2 separate regions of the Homo sapiens genome follow, and region 2 is linked to region 1. Evidence: read pairs that join two places in POLR2A ChIA-PET (ENCODE). Cell type or tissue: GM12878. All regions are shown on one strand. Links, peaks and the distances in the headings refer to the core of each region. The heading gives the core; the rest is flanking DNA.

The links. Peaks named below come from ENCODE experiments on the same cell type or tissue, not always from the same donor. Only the 100,000 strongest peaks of a DNase experiment are listed, where the experiment ranks them.
Region 2: POLR2A ChIA-PET joins it to region 1 with 5 read pairs; 2 of 35 experiments call an interaction of 5 or more read pairs at or near these places.

Annotation. Positions count from the first base shown.
Region 1 is chr10:96,269,197-96,274,583 of GRCh38, reverse strand. It overlaps BLNK (B cell linker), which reads left to right and starts at 3,015. Exons shown (of 17, transcript NM_013314.4): 1 at 3,015-3,232. The coding sequence starts at 3,186. RefSeq lists enhancers at 1,135-1,194, 1,325-1,374, 1,861-1,960, 4,070-4,119, 4,150-4,269. In GM12878, for the core only: no CTCF peak of the experiment used is centred there; DNase peaks (open chromatin) are centred at 1,043 and 2,963; H3K4me3 peaks cover 4,812 bases; H3K27ac peaks cover 5,000 bases.
Region 2 is chr10:95,892,425-95,897,811 of GRCh38, reverse strand. All of the region lies in intron 2 of ENTPD1-AS1 (ENTPD1 antisense RNA 1), which reads left to right. Among named protein-coding and RNA genes, the nearest start is that of CC2D2B, 13 kb to the left of the region's middle. RefSeq lists a silencer at 1,433-1,633. In GM12878, for the core only: no CTCF peak of the experiment used is centred there; no DNase peak of the experiment used is centred there.

The DNA of each region.
Region 1 (5,387 bases), core at 139-5,138:
CTAGCACATGCTTTGATATACAGAGTTAGGAGTGCTCCGCAATATCTGTGATCCATGCTGGGTCATAGGTATGCATGCCATCAAATTTATTGGAAAATACCAAACTGTTTCCAAACCATTGCACCTTATACTTTTAGCAACAGTGTATAGGCACTCCAAATTTTCTTTAAGGTTGGGATTGTCAATTTCTCATCTGTGAATCTAGTGATTCATTAATTTCCATGTCCACTGTGCTATGTAGACCGACCTTAAAGGCTTATCATGGTATATCGTTCTGTGTGCGCTGTGGAACCACGTTGTGTGGTTTCATTCCTTTTATAAGTTACCAACTAAGGCTTGGTATCATCAGTTTCCATCTTTGCATTAACCTTTTTGGTAATCCAGTTATGGGGCCTGTCATTTGTATTTTGACTTTCATTTATGGTGCATTTGTCACATAAAAGTTTAAATTTATATGTATCTAGATTTACCACTGTTTTTCCTTTTTGTGTTTTGCTTAAAAAGGTTTTCCCCGGCCAGGTGTGGTGGCTCACATCTGTAATCCCAGCACTTTGGGAGGCCGAGGCGGGCGGATCACGAGGTCAGGAGATCGAGACCATCCTGGCTAACACGGTGAAACCTTGTCTCTACTAAAAAATACAAAAAATTAGCCAGGCATGGTGGCGGGTGCCTGTAGTCCCAGCTACTCAGGAAGCTGAGGCAGGAGAATGGTGTGAACTCAGGAGGCGGAGCTTGCAGTGAGTCAAGATCGTGCCACTGCACTCCAGCCTGGGTGACAGCAAGACTCCGTCTCAAAAAAAAAAAAAAAAAAAAAAAAAAAAAACAGGTTTTCCCCACTTCAAAATTAGAGTCAAATAATTTAAAATTTTCATTTAGTCATGGAGCAACTTAGAAGCCAAAGCAGTTGTGGCAGGCCTGGAACATTAGGCTGTCACACTGTATTTCACATGGGGTAAAATGTCCAGTCTGGAAACACAGTCTCTCATTTTCATCATGTTAGACTAAATACAGTAAAAAGAAGAAAGACCAGTGGCTGTAAAAAGAAAAAGCAGAAGTGTAACCTTTGCCTCTGGTCTTTTTCTCTGGGGAAATATGAAGTTGTCAGCCAGGTGTTGAGCAAAGTTGTTGGTGGAGAGAAAAGTCAAGTGACTTATGGGGTGCATTTTACAATAATTCAGAAAGAACGAGCTGACTATTATCATTTCATTCAGTGAAGCCTGAATTTCCTGATCTTTGATGACATTGTATGTGCCTTTACCATCCTAGTCTACTTGTTTCTTTCAGTTAGGAACTATGGGAGAGGAGGAGGCAGGGTCTAGAGCTCCTTCAGGATGCACTGCAAGAAAATTGAGCAGCCAGATTGGGGAAAATGAATGATGGCAGGAGACAAGCACTTGCATTTTTCTCATGCAACATTGTCTGCTCTCTTGCTGGCCTGGCCAAGTCAGTGTCCTGGCCAAGCAGAAGGGCCCCACCCTTCAACAGCTCTGAAGATTCTGCTCCTAAACATCTGGTCAAACCAGAAATTCATAGGCAGTGATGAATGTGAATAATCAAGGTTACCTGGAAAAAGACAGAACATCCATTTGTGCAAAGAAGAGGCACAGGAGGGAAGAAATCCATCCACGGTTTCCACCTCTACCACTGCCGCTGTTCCTTCTCCCCCTCCTCCTCTGTCTCCTCCTCCTCCGCTTCTTCTTCCTCCTCCTCCTCCGCTTCTTCCTCCTCCTCCTCCTCCTCTTCCTCCACCTCCTTCTCCTCTTCTGTCTTCTCCTCTTTCCCCACTGTCTTCAGCCAGATCTTGGGTCTGCAACAGGAGAGGTAACTGAGAGCTCTTTACTTTGTCCTGCTGTGTATTCTGACCCAGGAGAAGACTGGTTCCCTTGATAAATGTTGGAAACGTGTACTTTATTCCACAAGGGTGAGCAGGGCATTCTCAATGGCTGCAGAAAAGTGTGTCCAGGTACAAAAGGTCACTTCCCTCCCATTTTCTTCCTCCTTGACCCTGGACTGCGGGCTGCTCTTTAAACAACAGGTAAATCAGCATTTTTCAGATTAGGCAGAAGGAAATATAAAGTCTTCCAGGAGGGAAGTAGAGTTCTCTGAATAGGTTCAGCCCCTACAGGTATGGCTCCCTCCTCCCAGCCTCACCCCACCTGTCTGACCTTGAGATGGCCTCGTGTCTGGCGTGTCACTGGGTGTGATGAGCAAGTGGTGGACAGGACAGAAAGAGGCAAATGCAAGGAGGGGAATGGCATTCTGCTTTTAGGACTTCAGAATGGCCTGATGTAGGAATTGCATTGTTGTGAAACTGTTAGATTTGTTCTCATCTGACTTTTGGGTACATCCTGGTTTGTTTGAAAGCATCTGGCTATCGGCGAGGTAACTCCTGACTCTATCAGGCAATAAGGAGGCTGCACATCTGACGATAGAGTTCATCTCCCCTTTCCTGAGTCATCCATCCCTACCCCCAGATGAACAGAGAATTGCCCATCCCATTTTAAATAGAGCTCCAGAAAAAGAGATACTCTAATTCTCTGAGTAAACTGTTACCACCATGCCACTGACAACCTGATATTTATTTTTAAACGTATTGCCCGCATCGGGGGGTAGGAAAAAGCACAAAAATGCCATTTTTATATAATGGTTCTATAAGTAGAAAAAGCTTATCCATAACTTTATGCAAATAAGCAGAAAGTCTCCAAGAGAGGTTCAGATGGACTTGATTACTCTGCTTTTCCTTGAGCCCAGGAAGTTCCCAGTTATAGCATGCACCTGCTGGAAACAGACTATATGTGTTTGGGACAAACAGGAAGTAGTGACCAGCCAGAAACTTGTCCTAACCTGGTTACAAATCTGATTGTAAAAGAAAGCAGCTGGAAAGAAATTTGCCTGCCCAATAGGTTTCATTATTAAAGTTTACACAAAGTGGAGTAATCACCAAGCTGGCTGGCTATCCAGATCACATGATTATGTAGAAACATGAAACTTGACTATGTGCTCGGGCAAGTTTTACTTCTCCCTAGAGCAGGGGTGTTTGCCAGCAGCCTGCACTCTCAGAAATCAGACTTGAGTGGCCGGAACCCTTGAGACCAGAGGCTTACCATGCTGCTCCCTAGGAGGGCCAGGAACTGCTGACGTGACCACTGGACAGTTATTCGTGTCTCTTACAATTACCAAACAGAATGGACAAGCTTAATAAAATAACCGTCCCCGCCAGTCAGAAGTTGAGGTAAGATTTTCCCCACCCAATACCCTTCTTCATCTCCTTTTTTTCCCCCCAGTGCTCTTATGGCATCTCAGAAATACTGAAATCCTGGAATGCTTTGCTAGTTTCCAGTGGGTGGCACTTACTATAGGGAAGTGGACTGAGCTTTTAGGGAAAGCATTGGGTGGCACTTGCTATAGGGAAGTGAACTGAGTTCTTAAAGAAATGTGTAGGAACAAGAGAGACTTGCTTTAGCTGCCTCTTACAATAAAGTGTAAAGCTCTGGAAAGATAATAAAACAAATGCCAAGGGCTTAGATTCTACTGAAGGTCAACTTTTAGAATCTGAATGCAACCAACTTTTCTAAGGAAGGGTTTCTCTAAACTGAGTCCTCACCCATTTTATTGCAGGTTACTATTTAATTTTAAGGATAGCTGTAATCATTTGTTATTCATTGTTTTATTGTCTCATTTATTTTGTGGGTGTATATGACAAGTGTGTTTGGGGGGATTAGATCTGTCTTTCCAATGCCCTCATGTCAATGTAACAATATCCATAACAAGCCTCTCAAAAAGAATAAACCAGAAGCGGCCCCATGGGCGTGAGTCAAGGAGCTATGGAAAAGACAACTTCCCCAAATTTTGCTTTTGAAGGTCTTCTTTTTGTCTCATTGTAATGGCATCATGGCTTTCAGAGACTGGAACTTTTAAAGTTCTGGGAGTGCAGTTTTTTTTTCACATTTTTTAACAGTTTTTTTTTTTTATTATACTTTTAAGTTCTGGGGTACATGTGCAGAAGGTGCAGGTTTGTTACATAGGTATACACATCCCATGGTGGTTTGCTGCACCCATCGACCTGTCATCTACATTAGGTATTTCTCCTAATTCTCTCCCTCCCCTAGTCCCCCACCTTGACAGGCCCCGGTGTGTGATGTTCCCCTCTGTTCAGGGAGTGTTTTCTATTCTGACTACATATTAGAACTTAGCCAAATGTTCAGGGGGTGATGTGACACATGTAGCAGACAAGTAATCACAGATAACAATGAGCCAGAGAATTGAAGCTTTTGAGACAATATTTAAGAGAAAGTCTGGATTGGCAGAGGGACAACCCTTCACAGTAGAATACAGGTCTTATGCCTAGGAGGTGCTTGGTAAAAGGTAATGTGAAATGCATCAATGATCTGGGATCAGTAGGCAACATCAGCTGTGTTCAACCATTTCAAGAACATGCTGTTGAGTGCTGCTGTGTGATCAGCACTGACGGGACAAGAAGGCACCTCATTCTTGCCCTTGGTCTCAAATAGCTACACCCTCATGAGGGGCGGGGGTGATACAATGGAAGCTGTAAGCGACAGAAGGAATGTAAGAAGAGACTTAGAGTAGCAGGAGGAGGTTTCATAGAGAAGATACTTTTAAGAGGTAGGCTTTGAGAGGTGGGTAAAATTATAAAATACTGGAGAATTGGAGGAAACATGTTATGTGCTGGGAGGGAGGAAATACAGAGGCTGTCACTCAAAGCTTAACACAAGTACGGTCCATTTGTGGGATAGTGAGGAGAGTTTTCTGTCCAGCAGAAACTAAAGAGTAGGGAATGTGGGACCTGAAGGTCCTGGTATGATTGGACAAATAAGGTGGGTCCAGGTTGCAAAGGATGGTGAGTGCCCTGACCATAGGGAGTTGGAGAACAGGTTATGCTGTTAGCTGTTAGCAATGTCATGACAGTAGGCTTAAAGGAGCCTGGTAGGATGCGTTGGAGTGGGAGGGACACTGGAGGCAGGGATCTGGTGGGAGGGAGGAGCGCTTAAGTAACCCAAGCATCCAGGGTTGTAGGCCTGGACTTGGGACATGGCAGTGAGAAGGAAGAGGGAAAGAGAGGGCAGAAAGACATGGCAAAGAAACTAACTAGGCACCTTCCTCTGAATGAACAGGAGGATTCCAAATGTTTTTTTTTTTTTGTTTTCAGACATATTCCATAATGTAGAACTATACAGAAATGCATTCTCTTTCAGGGAATCCAGGTGGGAATTTAAGTAAAGGTGCTAGAACTTAAATCATTTTATGATTCCTCCCTTTGGGACAAAGTCCAGCTTGATCACAGAGTAGTTGATGGGCAATATACAACCATAGATTATGGGATAGAAAACCAAAATTATACCATGGATAATCATACACTACACTCA
Region 2 (5,387 bases), core at 328-5,327, 380 kb after region 1:
CTGATATTTTAAAGTTCCAGATTTAAGTCAAAGGAAATAGTAGTTTTACTATGCATGTGGATGGTTCTACCATTTTTCAAGTGTTGAGTTCAATGGTAATACTAAATTTTCTTTCTTTTTTTTTTTTTTGAGATGGAGTCTCGCACTGTCGCCCCAGTTGGAGTGTAATGGTGCGATCTCGGCTCACTGCAAGCTCCGCCTCCCGGGTTCATGCCATTCTCCTGCCTCAGCCTCCTGAGTAGCTGGAACTACAGGTGCCCGCCACCACGCCCGGCTAATTTTTTGTATGTATTTTTAGTAGAGACAAGGTTTCACTGTGTTAGCCAGGATGGTCTCGATCTTCTGACCTCGTTATCCGCCCGCCTCAGCCTCCCAAAGTGCTGAGATTGCAGGCGTGAGCCACCGCACCCGGCCTATAATACTACATTTTAAATCACTAAAAATTCAAGATGGATAATGACTGAGTCTCATGTCTCCTATAATATAGTAGTAAGACAGTTAAATTCTTTCAAGACTTCAGTTTTTGACCTCCACAAAGACAGCAATTAGAAATTGATTTTCTGAGGTCCCCTTTGGCTCCAAAATGCAATGATTAAAGTTTTCATTGACCCTGCTTACTGCCTTTATAGAAATAATTCCCAATATGTGGAAAGGGAATGCAGAGAATCTTAAATGGGACATAATCACTACAGTTGTTTGTATTTGGAGTATATAGAATTAGAGCCAATGACAACAAGGTGGATTTTTTTTTTATTGTTTAGTTTAATACTTTTACAACCTTAATTTTAAGGGATAAGAGACCATTTTCAGCTTAGGTGTTGATAGTGCTAGAGTTTCAAAGTGTGGAATATGTGATAAAGGATTTTTATGTAAAATTAGACATAGTATTAAAACCAGAGCTAGACAGTAAAGAAAGCAGTAAAAAATAGATTTTACTCAGGAACTATTGGAATAAAGTAAGGGACTTGAGTATAGAACTGTGCTCAGTTCTGAAAAGAAGAAGAATAAGGGGGGATTCATACCAAGGAACAGAGTGGGGTCGGTGGATGGAAAATTCCTAGGAGGAAACATCAAGGTAAGAGGTAATTCTGGTTAAACAGACCTAACAGGATTCTTGCTGAAGGCAGGCCAGGATGATCAGACAACACCTCGGGGGCAATGGAGGATGAGGAATTTGATCAGATATTGAAGGAGGTCAGATATGAGGATGGGATTCTTACAAAACTGACTTAACAGGATTCTTGCTCTTGAGGACAAGGCCCAAGTACCGGGCCTAGTAGAGAATGGGCTCAAAGGAACCTGACTAAATTTTGCTTAAGGAGAGTCTTTGTCAGTAGTCATCATACTTAAATTGTTTATTTTTGCCAAGTACCTCTTACCAAAGCTTTATAAGCATTTAATTGTGCTTCTCATTATGAGAACAGATAAAAGAAAAGGCTATTAAAAGAAAAGGAATTGTTATTAGCCAATTCATAAAGTAGGAGAGAGTTGTTAGACCCAAGATTTCAGAGTAAGAAAAAAAAAATGACGCCACTGGGACTTCTGCTTTCAGATAAGAGGAAGTAACAGGGACCAGATTAACCCTCCCACCTGAAACAACAAAAAAAAAAGTGAAGAAAATATATGAAACAACAATTTCCAAGAAGTTGGATATCAGGCAATGAAGGACAGTGATCTCTGAGAAATGTTCCAGCTTGCTGCCTTGAGAGAGTTTCCAGGTCATGGTGCAGAAAGTGGGAATCATGATGGAGCAAGTCACTGCCAAGTTAAGGGGACAGAACTGAGACGCCTGGGAAACCAAGGCAGCTAGCACTGGACAAGAGAGTACTGCCCAGGGAGAGTATTCTAGGGTACTCTTTACCAACCCTCAGATACTTTCCTGGAATGCAGAAGGTTTCCCTGCATTTCAGGAAAGTACCTGAGGCTGGAGAAAGAGCTACTCTAGAAGATTAGAAGGAACAGTACTTGGAGCTCACTTAGGGCTGGCAATAGGGACTTTTCCCACCAGCCATTATGAGGTTATGGAAAACCTCATAATTCACAGGATACTGGGTAGCATTCAGAAGAGCCTTGTCTCAATAGTGGGAAATAATGAGCCCTAGACTAAACACTACTCTGATCTATGGAAAACCTCATAATAGTAAGGAATAATGAGCTCTAGACTAAACACTACTCTGATCTATGGAAAACCTCATAATTCACAGGATGCTGGGTAGAGTTCAGAAGGGCCTTGTCTCAATAGTGGGGAATGAACTCTAGACTAAACACTACTCTGATCTTACCTAATAAGTCTTAACAGCGAGACCTGAAAGGATCAAACTGTTTCCAAGTAACTGCTTCCTGAAACAAAGCTTAAGAGTATTTGTAGGAATCCAAAAAAGATACAGTCCTATGAGTTTGGGTTACTTTTCTCCTTCTAATTTTTCTGTTTCTGTTCTGAAAATGTGGGAGGTTGCATGGGATAATGAAAAAAGTATTAGATTAGAAATCAGGAGAGCTGAGTTTTTGTCTAGTTCTGCTACCGACTTACCATGTGACCATGGTCAAGGTTTTCTTTTTTCTTGTCACAAGTGACCCCAGTACATGGAGGGATTTGGATCAAACAAATTCTGAAAAATTCTTAAACTCTAAAATGAAATTGTCTTCAGGCCTTCTATATTTGCTCAAAAGAATCAGGAACACTAAAATGCAGAAAAGATTACTTGATTCTACTTAGTTTTACTAATTGTTTTATCAAGCATAAGGGATTCTAATTTGTTACAAAAATTTAAATCATTTAAAATCAATTTGTGAATTTCTCTTAAAGTTAGTCATTTACTGGATAAACCAAATTATATATGATGTTTATTCATTTTAATATTTTTTATTTCAATAGTTTTTGGGGAACAGGTGATGTTTGCTTACGTGCAGAAGTTCTTTAGTGGTGATTTCTGAGATATTGGTGCACCCATCACCCAAGCAGTGTACACTGTACCCAATGTATACTCTTTTATCCCTCATCCCCTCTCCCAGCCTTTCCCCCAAGTCCCCAAAGTTCATTGTATCATTCTTATGCCTTTGTGTCCTCATAGCTTAGCTCCCACTTATGAGTGAGAACATACGATATTTGGTTTTCCATTCCTGAGTTACTTCACTTAGAATAATGGTCTCCAGTTCCATCCAGGTTGCTACAAATGCCATTATTTCATTCCTTGTTGTGGCTGAGTGGTATTCCCTCGTGGGTGTGTGTGTGTGTGTGTGTTTGTGTGTGTGTGTATACACACCACATTTTCTTTATCCACTCGTTGATTGATGGGCATTTGTACTGGTTCCATATTTTTGCAGATTTTGCAATTGTGAATTGTGCTGCTGTAAACAAGTGTGTGTAAGTATCTTTTTTGTATAATGACTTCTTTTCCTCTGGGTAGATACCCAGTAGTGGGATTGCTGGATCAAATGTAGTTCTACTTTTAGTTCTTTAAGGAATCTCCACACTGTTTTTCATAGTGGTTGTACTAATTTACATTCCCACCAGCAGTGTAAAAGTGTTCCCTTTTCACCACATCCACACCAACATCTATTTATTTTTATTTTTTTGATTATGGCTATTCTTGCAGGAGTAAGGTAGTATTGCATTGTGGTTTTGATTTGCATTTCCCTGATAATCAGTGATGTTGAGCATTTTTTCATATGTTCGTTGGCCATTTGTATATCTTATTTTGAGAATTGTCTATTCATGTCCTTAGCCCACTTTTTGATGGGACTGTTTGTTTTTTTCTTGCTAATTTGTTTGAGTTCCTGTAGATTCTGGATATTAGTCCTTCATTGGATGCATAGATTGCAAAGATTTTCTCCCACTCTGTGGGTTGTCTGTTTACTCTGCTGATTACTATTATTATTATTATTATTATTATTATCTTGCTGTGCAGAAGCTTTTTAGCTTAATTAAGTCCCATCTATTTATCTTTGTTACATTTGCTTTTGGGTTCTTGGTTATGAAGTCTTCGCCTAAGCCGATGTCTAAAAGGGTTTTTCCAATGTTATCTTCTAGAATTTTTATGGTTTTAGGTCTTAGATTTAAGTCTTTTATCCATCTTGAATTGATTTTTGTATAAGGTAAGAGATGAGGATCCAGTTTCATTCTTCTACATGTGGCTTGCCAATTATCCCAGCACAATTTGTTGAATAGGGTATCCTTTCCCCACTTTATGTTTTTGTTTGCTTTGTTGAAGATCAGTTGGCTGTAAGTGTTTGACTTTATTTCTGGGTTCTCTCTTCTATTCCATTGGTCTATGTGCCTCTTTTTATACCAGTGCCATGCTGTTTTGGTTATTATGGCCTTATAGTATGAAGTCGGGTAATGTGATATCTCCAGATTTGTTCTTTTTGCTTAGTCTTGCTTTGACTATGTGGGCTCTTTTTTGGTTCCATATGCATCTTAGGATTGTTTTTTCTAGTTCTGTGAAGAATGACAGTGGTATTTTGATGGGAATGCATTGAATTTACAGATTGCTTTTGGCGGTATGGTCATTTTCACAATATTGAATCTACCCATCCATGTACATGGGATGTGTTTCCATTTGTTTGTTGGTTAGGTATTTAACATACCATATAATTCACCCACTTCAAGCATACAATTTAATGATTTTTATTAAATTTACCTATTTATGCATCTATTACTGTACATCAGTTTTAAAACACTTCTATCTCCCTAATAAGAACCTTCATGTTCATGAATTGTTCATTCCTATTCCCCCACCCCAGGCAACAATTAATGTAGTTTCTGTCTCTAGAGATTTGTCTCATGTGGACATTTCATATAAATGGAATCATACAATATTGGTCTCTTGTGTTTGGCTTCTTTCGTTTAGCATAATGTTTTTGAGGTTTGTCCATGATATACAGCATATATCAGTAGTTCATTTGTGTTTTTGCTGAATAATAGTACATTATATGGATATACCACATTTTGTCTACCTATTCATCAGTAGGTGGTGTGAAAGGAAAATTAATCTTGGGGCCCCAAAATCACTAAGCTAAAGGGAAAAGTCAGGCCTGGACTGCTTAGGGCAAACCGGCCTCCCATTGTATTCAAAGTCACCCCTCTACTCACTGAGATAAATGCATATCTGATTGCTTCCTTTGGAGAGGCTAATCAGAAACTCAAAAGAATGCAGCCATTTGTCTCTTATCTACTTATGACCTGGAAGCCCCCTCCCAGCTTTGAGTTGTCCCACCTTTCCAGACAAAACCAGTGTTCATCTTATATATTTGATTTATGTCTCATGTCTCCCTAAAATGTATAAAACCAAACTGTGCTCTATCTTGGCCACATGTCATCAGGACCTCCTGAGGCTGTCTCACAGGCACATGTCCTCAACTTTGGCAAAATAAACTTTCTAAATTAA